2 separate regions of the Homo sapiens genome follow, and region 1 is linked to region 2. Evidence: chromatin loops called from intact Hi-C (ENCODE). Cell type or tissue: PC-3. All regions are shown on one strand. Links, peaks and the distances in the headings refer to the core of each region. The heading gives the core; the rest is flanking DNA. Region 1 overlaps CCDC73 (coiled-coil domain containing 73). Region 2 overlaps CCDC73 (coiled-coil domain containing 73).

Region 1 (7,055 bases), core at 1,357-5,356, 91 kb before region 2:
ATATAAGAATGCCTTTAACAACCTTAGCAACTTTTGACTATGAGATTGCTATTAAAAGAAAACATGCTGTCCCAAAAATAAAAACAATTAAAAAACCATTTTCCTCATGATCATACTTCTTAAATACTGCTTTTTATTTTCAATTTATATTTATACAGCACCAATTCATGATAATCTAGTATGTTTTTATTTTTAAATACTGTGAAAAATTTTCAGGCCGGGTGTGGTGGCTCCCAGCAATTTGGGAAGCTGAGGCAGGAGGATCACTTGAGCCCAGAAGTTCAACACCAGCCTCGGCAACAAAGTGAGACCTGTCTCTACAAAAAATTTTAAAACTTAGCTGGGTGCAGTGACATGTCTGTACTCCCAGCTGCTCAGGAGGCTGAGGTGGGAGGATTCCTTCAGCCTGGGAGGTTAAAGTTGCAGTGAGCTATGATCACACCACTGCACTCCAGGCTGGGTGACAGAGCAAGACTCTATCTCAAAAAAATAATAAATAAATAAAGCAAAAAACAAAACAAAAACATAGACAGCCATGTACTTCGATACCCATCAATATTAAGTCATATGTATTTCATCCATTTACCTCTCCCCCCATTTTTTCTGGAGTATTTTAAAATAAAACTTGGACATTATGCCATTTCATATGGCAGTTTTTAAGACAGAACAATCTCTCTATTCTCTTTAACATCTGAATGCATGAATATATGTTAAGGGATTCAATTTAAAGTGTTTTCAACTGACAAATACTGGTCATAGGAAATATATTAATGTTATGCCTCATTATTACTTATAAAACAGAAGGAAGAGCCGGATTTCTGGTGTGGGTGAAGGGACAGATAAAAATAGAAAAATTAAGGAAAGGGAGAGAAAATTGGGCAAAGAAAGACAACATAGGAGAGAAACTAAAATGTTCTAAGGGAAGGAAGTTTTTAAGGATGAATGAAGAGCATATAGAAAGAAGAGCAATAAATATTCACACTTGGCAGAAGCCTTAACTACTTCACTGTATTTGCTCTAAAAGTTAAAAACAAAAGAATATTAAGTTGTTCCTAATTTAAAATAAGACGAACTTTTAAAACAAAATTTACAAAATATGACTGTACACATTTATCAAGAATAAGTAGAAAAATATTTTGAGAATTAAAACATTACTTTGTTTTCTTACCTGGTCCAATATCCTTTCCAACATCATCCACACCAATATTTTTACAAAGAGCCATTGAAATGATCTTTTTGTTTTCTGATGGATCTAGTGGTCTCTCCTTCAGCAACAAAGAAATGCAAGGGGTCGAACTGCTCGCTGTTTGACTTTCAATGTGATTTACTTTTGACCAAGGACCGGGGTCTGAAAAATTCATGTATACTGGAGTTTTCTCAGTTTTTTTATCTGAAGTTGAAAGATCAAAGGTTGACCTTCCGCTTCTGTTTACTAAATCTCCAGATGGCTCTATGTGAAATGAATGTGATTCCTCCAGCTGTCCTTCACTGAACATTTTTCCTGAAACAATGTCATTTAATGATTCTGTTTTCTCTGTATTATTTAACAATGTATGCTGTCTTTCATTAATGCTCACAAAAAGGAAGAGGTCATTTTTTGTGGCTTCAGTTACCTGATTCTCATCAATCTGATTCTTTTTATTGGAAAACTCTGTTTCTGTGCAAGTTTTCATGTGAACAGCAGTTTTCACATCTTTGGCTTGTGAAGCATGACTATTCTCATTGTTAAGATGAAGATGGGAAATGTTCACATTAGTGTTTTCTAAGTATCCCAAACAGTTATTAAATTGACTGTTTTGCATATCACTCATATTTTTACACATAGTTTTTCCCCCAGGGCTTGAGTTAGGTTTCACCAACATAGACATACTATGGACATTTTTATCTGAGTTCTTCAGAAGTAGTTTTGAATTAGCACTAAAAGCAGCATATGAAACATGGTGGTCGATTACTATATCACAGGGAACAGTTAGTTCAGATTTCTCTAAAGTATCATTACAGACTTGCAGAAAATCTGAAGTTTGTTTAGAAAGTAATATGCTGCACTCACTTTTTTTAGTTAACAGTTGTATTTGTTTTATTTTACATTGTTTATCATCTAACATAACATTACTTGAATTCCGTAAACTATATTTCTGACATGGAACAGGATTTTTTTTTATATCTAGAGACGAGTCCAAATCTGCTTTGGTTTGGTCACTATTTGTAATTTCCTTCTCTAGAGCATGTTCTCGAGTCCCTGGAAGCAATCTGAATTGTTTGAATGGCTCATTTTCAGAAACATCTTTATTATTATTGTGATATGTATTGTGTGCTGTCTCATTTAAAATACTGTTAAATGATGTTTTGTTATTTTCAACCTCCAGATTTACATCTGTATGGTGAACATCTAATCCTCTGGTTCTTTCTAGATGTATTTTTTCTGTTTCTATTGCTGTATCTAACACTACAAAATGATTATTTGGTGATTTAAATTCTGTACATCCATTGTCTTTTTCCAAGCATATCTTGTCTTTTATTTCTGTAGTAACTGATTTTCTGTTGTCCGTAACATTCGAGGTTTGTCCTTGACTAATTACTTCTTTATCTAAGGAGAGGGTTTTGCTTAAGGAGATTTCACTTTGATTTTCATCCTGAGAAACAACAGTATCAATTTCATTCTTGAAGCTTTTTTCAAAAAGCTGTAAATCTGTCATGATGGGAACACAGTAAAATTTTATATTATACACTAAAGGCTGATTTCATAAGACATATTTATCACCTATTTTTATAAAAACATATTTAACCTTAAATATTTTATGGGTCAATAATTATACAAACTTAATGACATCAATATTACCTAAATACTGGGTTCCCTTTATTGTATCAAATATATCTTTAGCATGCTAAATATTTGGCTTTACCCATATTAAACTTTAATTTCATAATAGCAAAGTATTTTTGGTTTTGTAAACGGAAAGTAAGTTGAGGTATTAAAAAATGGTTTATTTTTCTAGTCTATTTGCTTCATTTAGGACACTTAGTACAATTCCACATAAATACATAGCTGATAAAAATTAATTTATCCTAACAGATTATGCTGTAATTTCTATTACTACCTAGGTCCAGCAGTATCTAGAAATTGCTAGCTGGCTTCTTCAGGACTGACAATCATCACTTTTATTCATTACCCAGTGAATATTTTTAAATTCTTGAATAGTTTTGGACAAGTATATAGAATATCTACTTAATCAAGACATTAATTTTATTCATCTATATTCTAACAAAGATTTCAACTTTTTAGTATAGTTAACCTAGAATATAAATTTCAGGTTTTTGAAGGACTTTTTAGAAGTCCAGTCATTCTCTCTACAACATCTCCACCAAGTGGTTGTTCAGCCTGAGTTTGAACACCTCCAATCAGTATCAGCTTTAAACAACACTTTTTCAAGATGGAAGAATTAATAAATTATTCCAATGGTTACAGAAAGGTTATCTGAATTAAGAAAAATGCCCTAGGTCTGGTCATCAGAAGGTTACTGGTGACTCCAAGAACATTCTCAGCAAAACAGTGAAGGCAGAAACCAGAATCCAAAAAGACTAGGAATAAGTCATGAAGAGGGGAGGCAGAATGTAATTTTCCCAAAAATATTTACTGTAAATATCAACATACAAATTAGAAAATATCAATATAATTTTAAGGTTACCATCTATAATTATTTCCTCTATAAATGAGCCTTCTTTTTTTTCTTCTTTTTCTCTGTATTCAGTATCTGAACAAAAATTCTCCATATTTTCTTCCCTTATTTCTTGCTCAGTATTATATTTCTGTATAATGGTGTTTTCTGATTTTTCAGTTGACATTTCACTGTTTTCATTATTTACTTCTGGAACATTCTAGTGTAAAATGGAAGAGATTCTTTTAAAAACATTGCCTACAAGTATAAAACATTTGAGCAAATGTGATAAATGTGGAATCTGTGTTTCAGTTCAACCATTCAGCAATTTCTATTTGAAAGTCAAATGATTTTTTAGTAAGTTTAATATACCATACTCTTTATAACGATATCACTTTACATTCATTTTATATAGTCTATCATATTTAAGCAAAATGGAGATCTTTATACATTTTCAAACATGCATACCACATTATTATATAATACCACATTATATGTAATAGAAGAACCACCCCATTACTAAAAACAAGATAGACATGGCAGGCAAATTGTTTTGAGCAGTAGTTTATTTTTTTAAGAGATGAGTTCTTGCTATGTTGCCCAGGCTGGAGTGCAGTGGCTATTCACAGGTGCGATCATAGTGCACGACAAGCCTCAAAATTCTGGGCCCACACTATCCTCCTGCCTCAGCCTCCTAAGTAACTGGGACTACAGGTGCTCACCACCATGCCAGGTGAAGCAGTATTTTTATGTATCCTTAAAACAGTGAATCAGTCCAACATGCTTTTTCTTCCCCTATATATTGAGCACATGTTACATGTGAAGCACTGTACTAGGCTTTGGGATACAATGATGAACAAAATACAGTCCCTGTCCTCAAAAAACTTACAGTCTGGTATGAAGATAAGAAAATAAGTAACAGGCAACTTTAATAGGATGTGGTAAGTGCTCTGATATGGATAAATGCAGGTTACTATGGGCACATGCAGGAATAGTCCTGTCCCTGCTTTTGGGAGTCAAGGAAGGTTTCTTGGAGAAGGTGTTAGCTAAACATACGTGAAGTATGATATGGAGTCATAGATGGGGATAAGGAGGCACTCCAGAAAGAATAAATGGCATATAGCGATACTTAAGAGCAAGCAAGATTAAGAGTATATTTATGGAACTATGAGTGATTTCGTTTGGCTAGAGCTTACATGTAGGGAGAAGAATGAAGATAAATGAGGCTTGAGGTAAGCTGGGCCGAGGTCATTAAGGGCCTAACATTGGCATGTTAAGGAGTTTCAACTCTACCAGGAAGACACTGAGAAGTCACTGAAGGGTTTTAAACAAGGAATGAATAATGTGATCTGACTGGAAAGACCATTTTGGCTACAGTACAAAAAAAATGGACTAACATTTTTGAAACTTCATTGATGGAAACCAGCAATGAGAAATATGTTTTATAACTCAATAGGCACATCAAACAGTACCTACTATTATACACTCTAATGTTTTCTATGCTATTTCATTTCATTTTAAAAAGAATTCTGGTCACAACCCACCAAACTAATTTCCATGAACCACTGATAAGTTGCACCTAGAAGTCTGAAAAACACTAAATTAAAGGGAGAGAACACACGGGGCAGAGTGATACATCAGGAGAGTGCTGCAGCAGTCCAGGTGATATCAGTAAAGATGAAGAGCTGTGAACCCATTGGTGATGTATGGAACTAAAGTTAATTGGACTTGGTCAATGATTGGATGTGAAGGCTGAGGGAGAAGGTGAGTCAAGATTGACTTCCGTAGTTCAGATTAGGTAAGTAGATGACTGGTGGATGTCATTCCTTGAGCGAGAAAACAGGAGTAGTAGTAGATTTGGACGAAAATATCATGAGTTCAGTTTGAACTTACTGAGTATGAAGAGTTAGTAATACATTAAAGTGGCAATATCTAATGAACCTGTATTTATTTATTACTTTTGTCTTTTAAATAATTCCAACTTTTATTTTAGATTAAGGGTATACATGTGCAGGTTGGTTACATGGCTATATTGCATGATGCTGAGCTTTGGGGTATGACTGATCCCATCACTCAGGTAGTGGGCATAGTAATCAATAGTTTTTCAACTGTTGTCTTCTTCCCTCCCTACCTCTTCTAGTAGTCCCCAGGATCTATTGTTGCTATCTTTATGTTCATGAGTACCCAATGTTTAGTTCCAACTTATAAGAAAATTGGTCTTTGGTTTTCTGTTCCTATGTTAATTTGCTTAGGATAATGGCCTCCAGCTTCATCCATGTTGCTGCAAAGGACATGACTGTATTCTTTTTTATGGCTGTGTAGTATTCCATGGTGTATATGTACCACATTTTCTTTATCCAATCCACTGTTGATGGGCACCTAAGTTGATTCCATGGTCTTTGCTATTGTGAACAGTGCTGCAATGAACATAAAAGTACATGTGTCTTTTTGGTAGAGCGATTTATTTTCTTTTGGCTATATACCTGGTAATAGTTTTGCTGGGTCAAATTGTAGTTCTGTTTGAAGTTCTTTGAGCAATCTTTCCACAGTGGCTGAACTAATTTACATTCCCACCAACAGCATATAAGTTTTCCCTTTTCTCTGCAGCCTCGTTGGCATCTGTTGTTTTTGACCTTATTTTTTATTTATTATTATTTTTTTGAGACAAAGTCTCACTTTATCGCCCAGGCTGGAGTGCAGTGATGCAATCTCAGCTCACTGCAACCTCCGCCTCCTGGGTTCAAGCAATTCTCCTGCCTCAGCCTCCCAAGCAGTTGGGAGTACAGGAATGTGCTGCTGTGCCCAGATAATTTTTTACTTTTAGTAGAGATGGGGTTTTGCTATGTTGGCCAGCCTGGTCTTGAACTCCTGACCTCAGGTGATCTACTCGTCTTGGCCTCCCAATGTGCTGGGATTACAGGCATGAGCCACCGTGCCCAGCCTCTTCTTTTTTTAATAGTCATTCCGACTGGTGTGAGATGTTATCTCTTTGTGGTGTTGATTTGCATTTCTCTGATGATTAGTGATGTTGAACATTTTTTCATGTTTGTTGGCTGCTCATATGTCTTCTTTTGAGAGGTGTCTGTTCATGTCTTTTGTCCACTTTTTAAATAGGTTATTTGTTTATTGCTTGTTCATTTGTTTAAGATCCTTATAGATTCTGGATATTAGACCTTTGTCAGATACATTGTTTGCATGGGTTGTCTATTTACTCTGTTGATAGTTTTGTTTTTTTACTGTGCAGAAGCTCTTTAGTTTAATTGTGCTCGACTTGTCAATTTTTGTTTTTGTTGCAGTTGCTTTTGAGAACTTAGTCATAAATTCTTTCCCAAGGCCAATATCCAGAATGGTGTTTGCTGAGTTTTCTTTTAGTATTCTAATGCACATTTAGATGTATGG
Region 2 (7,055 bases), core at 1,691-5,690:
ACAGATGTCTGCCACCATGCCCAGCTAATTTTTGCACTTTTTGTAAAGACAGGGTTTTGCCATGTTGCCCAGGCTAGTCTCAAACTCCTGGACTCAAGCGACCCACCACTTCGGCCTCCCAAAATGCTAGGATTACAGGCATGAGCCACTGTACCCAGCCCAATTTTATAATTTTTTAATTGTCATAGAATCATCATATAAAAATTTTTGCTTCCTGTTGCTTTTTTCATGAAAAAAAAAAACATTGCTTCTAAAACTTTTAAACTTTGGATATTATTTGCTCCAAATCTTTCTTCAAGAAAAATATCTTTTAACCAAAAGTAATTAAAATTAACAAATTAACAGTCCTAGTATACAAGCAGACTGTTAGAGTTTCAAAAACAATGACAACAACAACAACAACAAAAACCAGTTTTATCATCTAAGCAGAAATGCTTACCTGGCAACATATACACCTTTAAGTTCCCTGGAATAATTTTTCACAAACCAAAACTACCACAAGAGAATTTCTGGAAAAAAATCTACATATGATTCCATTTCTTTTTTTCTCCTTCTCCCACCTTTTTGGTGGAAGTTGCACGTTCTGTTCTTTCTATTCTAGATGACTTTAACATTCTTCTTCTATTTTTATCAAAGTTAATAATTCTCATCATTTAAAAATTAAGTCTAAAAGTGGCAACCACTTTCAAATTTTTCTGTTGTTTGCTCCAGATTTCTAAATAATACATTGAGTTAGCAATTTTAAAAGTTTATCTTGTGACCTGTTATTGATGAGAACAGTGGCCCATCTGGTGCCACCACTGTGAGGATGCCAGCTGCAGCAAGGGAGGTTGCGGCCAAGGCTACGGCTCTGCAAAGTCAGTGGGGGCTGGGAACAGGTGATCCCAGCAGGAGCCCTGTGCCCTACTAAGTTGGCGGGGCAGGAGCCCGTGCTCCCAGGTGCAGCTACAGCTGCCCAGCCACAGCTCTAAACCCAGGTATCCCTGCACTCTGCATTCTCTGTGTGGTGGCGGGCAGGTAGGGGAAGCCCCCTTGAAGCTGAAGCTTAAAGTACCTGTTTCCACTCCCTGACCTCTCCCTGCTCTCCATGTCTGCTCCACTGTGGAGCAAAGTTGTGGACATGTCCTGATAGCCAAGCCTGGGCAATGTCGCAACCAGGACAAGTATGCGCACACTCGGGGCAGCGCTGACATGCCAGACCCTGGCTGCCTTGGCCCCCTCTGGAAGCTGCTTCTGAAGGTGAAACTTAGGGCACCAATGAGCACAGGAGGGAGGCCAGAGGGCTGAGGGTGGCTCAGCGCGGGCCCACAGGTGCCCCTTGGGATGGACAGCCTGGGCACTACAGACAGCATGTTGATGGTGACAGGAGGTGCTCCTGGCAGGAAGGGATGTCCCTAGTGAAAACCCACCTTCAAGCCAGGGATAGCCTGAAGCCTGGGGACCAGGGCTGTCAGTTTTGGATGAAGTGGTGGCAGAGGAGTGAGAACTTCCTTGATCCCTTTGGCCAATCAAGTGGTATTTTCTGGGCCCACCCATGGGCCAATAAACACACACTTCCTCCACTCTGAGGCAATAAAAACCCTGGACTCAGCCAGACTCAGACACTCATCTGCACTACCTGCCTGCAGAAAGGAGCTGCCCACTTCAGGTCTCCTCTCCACTGAGAGCTGTTTGGTCACCCAGTGAAGCTCTTCTCTGCCTTGCTAACCCTCCAGTTGTCAGTGTAACCTCATTCTTCCTGGACATGGGACAAGAACTCAGAACCCACCAGATGGCAGGAGCAAAAGAAGCTGTAACACTTTCCTGGTGGGCTTGCCAAGCTGCAGGTGGGAGCTAAAGGGGCTGTAACGCTATAGCTCTCCCAGCCTCTGCCAGTGCTGGGTGGCCGCACCATTCAACGGGAAACAGCAGTGGGGCTAGGCCAGCCCAGGAGCCGCGGGCTGAAGCAGGGCAGCAGGACTGAAATAGCTGTAACACAAACAGGCTAAAATACACCACACTGCTTGCCACACTGCAGGTGACTAGAGGAAGAGAAGAGCTGGAGCCCTTCTGCAAGCCCAGACCTCAGGGCTCCCCAAGTGAGAGCTGTGAGTAGTGGTAACACCCTCTTTTGGGCTCTGTGGTTCCTAGCATCTCCAAGCTTCTGGGCACCACCACATTCCCCTCATCCAGACACTGGTGCCTGCAGTGGAAGCCACTTGCAGTACGTCTGCTCCAGTCACAGCCTCACACAGAGCTGGCTGCCCTGCCGCAGCAGCCAGCATGCTTGGCTGTGTGCAGCAGCCGGACCCCACGCTCACTCGCTCACACACCCCTCGTCACTGTGTGCCTGGCTTGCTCTTGGCAGGCATGGGATCTGGGCCAGTATCGCAAGCCGAGTGCAGCCCGCCAGGTCAAGTGAATGGAACAAGTCCAGCGGGTGCGAGCAAAACTCAAGCAGAGGCACTGCCAGCCACAGAGCTTTCTGGCTTGTGAAGTGACACCCAAACGATCCTGTGACACTATTATGATAGTTGGAAGTTTAACTTTCTCATACAGCTATTATCCCACAGCTCCTCCTCTATTCTTCCAACAGAGTTATATCAAAATTGGCTTAAATTGATAGTCAGCATTTACACTGTTATGACTATGTAATTATTATGCAATATTGAGCCACATGGTATGCCATGATTACATTTTTATTCTCATACAACTTTGTTTTTCTGCAGTTAGTAATCAAAAATATTTTAATTCCCATAGCTAATTTTAAAAAATAATACTGTCTGTACCCAGATCTATATCAGCTGAAAAAAAAAAAAAAGAATGAAAAAGGCAAAGTGAGAACATCACAAGAATGACTTAGGAAGTCTCAAACCATTTAGGAAACCAGGCAGATTTAGAAAAACTGTAGATGTTTGACTAAATCTTTCAGGGGCTATCCCCAAAGTTCTTCCTGTGAAAATAAAGGTGACTCTAACCACACCTGCAAGGAAGGAAGGAAAGAATGAGTCCACTGGAGACTTCAGGGATAGGTTCCTTGAGGAGTAGATTCTGAAGCTGTTGACTTCCAGCTCTTTCCTCAATTTTTGTGAATAGCCTTAAATACAGAACCAGGGAATTTAATATGTAACAAATTTGTAATGGGAAATAGCTCTACTACTAGATCTCCAAATCTACATCTTCAAAAAAAAGGCTTAGAACACAAATAAAATAAACTAATGGCTTCACAAATAAAATAACTAAATGTTCCCACTGCGGTCATCAAGCACTAGAGGAGAGTGCCTCTTGGTAAAGACACGTATAAGTACTTATACGCAGAAAGTACATTAGAAAAATAATTGTCATGGTCTAGCTAAGAAAATAAAGGAAAATAATCAGTGGGCAAATCAATGACACTGCTATGGGGAGAAATCGTGTATTCAACTTCTCATTTTATTCTCAAACTTGCAAAGAGAAATTTCTCTAAATATTAAAAGTAACCTCTCTCTTGAAGCCAATGAGCTACACAGATAGGGGTATCTCAAATAATCCACAGATATTCTCCCTGTTTCAGCCTGTTAACTGCCAACCTCGGTTCCCCAAATGAGAAATATTATTTTCCTTTACAACATCATGCCCATCAAATTAAAAGATAGGGATCTATTATGTAAACAGAATTGCAAAATTAAGTTCTCTCCTGTTTTTTATTTTCCTTTTCTTTTCCCTCAGATCCCTGATGACTTTCCTGTTCATAATCAGATCGTAGCTAATTTAGATGTTGACTTACTGGTAACTTTATGTATGATCAAACCAAATTGAAGATCTCCATGAAGTAGCACTTTGTGGGAAAAAAGTTTTACTGATATTGGCAGTAAGGTTCAGATCCACCCATCTAAACCTCTACCTAAGTTTACAAAATACCTCTAAAACCAGATGCTAAAGAAGAACTAAAGCCAATAGTCCAAAGGCCTAATAGAGAAAAGATGAGTCATACCTTATGAAGTATGACTGGTATAAAAATAGTCACAGTAAAAATGAGTCAGTCTTTAAACACTGTTGTTTCCCAGTCAAAAAACCCAGTGAATGAGGATAAAGATTTGTTCAAGACCTTAAGACCATAAATAAAATAAACATTTTACCCACTTCTTTGTATTACTGAGCCCAAGTACTATGTTATCTTCAGTGCTACTCGAAGTTACTTTTTTTTTTTTTTTAACCACTATAGATACGTGTTGTGCTTTCTATACTGTCCCTTTAGATCAAGATAGTCAACACCTATTTGTTTTTTCCTGGGAAAGTCAAAAATTTACCTGGATAGTGATGCGTCAGGGATTTACTGAGGAACCTCAAGGATATTAAATTTCCTTGTAACACTACACTTGCATAATATGGGGACAAGTTTTTTCGACGTTCTAAAGATGTGGAGAGTTGTAAGACTGATTCCATTTATCAACTTACTCTTTTAGCAAGGTCGTGAAAATTCCAAAAAAAGTTTAGAAGTTTGTCAGAACAAAGCACATTATTTACGGTATGATTAATCTCAAGGGGGTAAATGTATCACTCCTGATGAATTATAAACGATTCAATACTTTCCAAGGCTGGTTACTAAGAGACAATTAAGAATTTTTCTGGGTTTCACTGGCTGCTTCAGACAACAGGTTCCAAACATTTCTGAAATCACCCCCACCTCTATATAACTTACGTGCTCAATAATGGAACATCTCCCTCAGGAACTTAAATTTTGTGGCTTAAAAATAACTTTGGGTTCTTGTCATGAAGTCATTGCCTAAGCCAATGTCTAGAAGGGTTTTTCCAGAATTTTTATGGTTATTCTAGAATTTGTATGGCTTCAGGTCTTAGATTTAAGCCTTTGATCCATCTTGATTTGATTTTTGTTAAGGTGAGAGATGAGGTTCTAGCTTCATTCTTTTACATGTGGCTTGCCAATTATCCCAGCACCACTTGTTGAAAAGGATGTCCTTTCTTCACTTTATGTTTTCATTTGCTTTGTCAGAGATCAGTTGGCTGTAAGTATTTGGGTTTATTTCTGGGTTCTCTATTCTGTTCCATTGATCTATGTGCCTATTTTTATACCAGTATCATGCTGTTTTGGTGACTATGGCCTTGTAGAATAGTTTGAAGTCAGGTAATGTGATGTCTCCAGATTTGTTCTTTTTGCTTAGTCTTGCTTTGGCTATGCAGGCTCTTTTTTGGTTCCATATGAGTTTTAAAATTAGTTTTTCTAGTTCTGTGAAGAATAATGCTGGTATTTTTATGGAAATTGCATTGAATTTGTGGATGCTTTTGGCAATATGGTCATTTTCACAATATTGATTCTAGTTATCCATGAGCATGGGATGTGTTTCCATTTGTTTATGTCATCTGTGATTTCTTTCAGTGGTGTTTTGTAGTTTTCCTTGTAGAGGTCTTCCATCTCCTTGGTTAGGTATATTCCTATGTTTTTTTGGTTGTTGTTTGTTTTGCAGCTATTGTAAAAGGGGTTGAGTTTTTAATTTGATTCTCAGCTTGATTGCTATTGGTGTAAAGCAGAGCTACTGATTTGTGTACATTAATTTTGTATCCTGAAACCTTGTTGAATTGATTTGCCAGTTCTAGGAGCTTTTTGGATGAGTCTTTAGGGTTTTCTAGATATATGATCATACTATCCACAAACAGCGACAGTTTGACTTTCTCTTTACCAATTTGTATGCCCTTTCTTTCTTTTGTCTGATTGCTCTGGCTAGGACTTCTAGTACTATGTTGAATAGAAGTGGTGAAAGTGGGCATCCTTGTCTTGTTCCAGTTCTCAGAGGGAATGTTTTCAACTTCTCCCCGTATAATGTTGGCTGTGGGTTTGTCATAGATGGCTTTTATTACCTTAAGGTATGTCCCTTCTATGATGATTTTGCTGAGGGTTTTAATCATAAAGGGATGCTGGATTTTGCCAAATACTTTTTCTGTGTCTACTGAGATGATCACGTGATTTTTCTTTTAAATTCTGTTTACATGATATATGACATTTATTGACTTACGTCTGTTAAACCATCTCTGCATTCCTTGTATGAAACCTACTTGATCATGGTGGATTATCTTTTTGATATGCTGTTGGATTTGTTTTTTTTGTTTGTTTTTGAGATGGAATCTTACTCTGTTGCCCAGGCTAGAGTGCAGTAATGTGATCTTGGCTCACTGCAACCTCCACCTCCCAGGTTCAAGCAATTCCTGTCTCAGCCTCCTGAGTAGCTGGGGCTGCAGGCGCCTGCCACCAAGCCTGGCTAATTGTTGTATTTTCAGTAGAGATGGGGTGTTGCCATGTTGTCCAGGCTTGTCTTGATCTCCTGACCTCAGGTGATCCACCACCTTAGCCTCTCAAGGTGCTGGGATTACAGGTGTGAGCCACCATGCACAGCCTGCTGTTGGATTTGGATCGCTAGTATTTTGTTGAGGATTTCTGCATCTATGTTCATCAGGGATATTGGTCTGTAGGTTGTTGTTATTATGTCCTTGCCTGGTTTTGGTATTAGGATGATACTGGCTTCACAGAATGATTAAGGGAGGATTCCCTCTTTCTCTTTTGAAATAGTGTCAGCAGGATTGGTACCAATACTTTGAATGTCTGACAGAATTCAGCTGTGAATCCGTCTGGTCCTAGACATTTTTTGTTGATAATTTTTTTATTACCACTTCAACCTCACTGCTTGTTATTGGTCTGTTCAGAGTTTCTATATCTTCCTGGTTTAATCTAGCAGGTTTGTATATTTCCAGGAATTTATCCGTCTCCTCTAAGTTTTCTAGTTTATGCACATAAAGGTGTTCATAGCAGCCTTGAATAATCTTTTGTATTTCTGTGGTATCAGTTGTAGCATCCCCTGTTTCATTTCTAGTTGAGCTTATTTGGATCGTCTCTCTTTTCTTGGTTAATCTCACTAATCAATTTTATTTATCTTTCCAAAGAATCAGTTTTTTGTTTATCTTTTGTATTGTTTTTCTTGTTTCAATTTCACTTAGTTCTGTTCTGATCTTTGTTATTTCTTTTCCTCTGCTGGGTTTGGATTGTTCTTGTTTCTCCAGTTCTGTGAGGTGTGACCTTAGATTGT

Evidence for each region. Peaks named below come from ENCODE experiments on the same cell type or tissue, not always from the same donor. Only the 100,000 strongest peaks of a DNase experiment are listed, where the experiment ranks them.
Region 1: a loop joins it to region 2, with 2.8 times the contacts of the local background. A loop is called at or near these places in 1 of 110 quality-filtered maps.

What each region holds. Positions count from the first base shown.
Region 1 is chr11:32,612,254-32,619,308 of GRCh38, forward strand. It overlaps CCDC73 (coiled-coil domain containing 73), which reads right to left. Exons shown (of 18, transcript NM_001008391.4): 15 at 3,687-3,876; 16 at 1,169-2,689. Among named protein-coding and RNA genes, the nearest start is that of EIF3M, 32 kb to the left of the region's middle. In PC-3, for the core only: a CTCF peak has its summit at 3,368; no DNase peak of the experiment used is centred there.
Region 2 is chr11:32,703,227-32,710,281 of GRCh38, forward strand. All of the region lies in intron 3 of CCDC73 (coiled-coil domain containing 73), which reads right to left. Among named protein-coding and RNA genes, the nearest start is that of CCDC73, 88 kb to the right of the region's middle. In PC-3, for the core only: no CTCF peak of the experiment used is centred there; DNase peaks (open chromatin) are centred at 3,995 and 4,275; H3K4me3 peaks cover 1,444 bases; H3K27ac peaks cover 2,975 bases.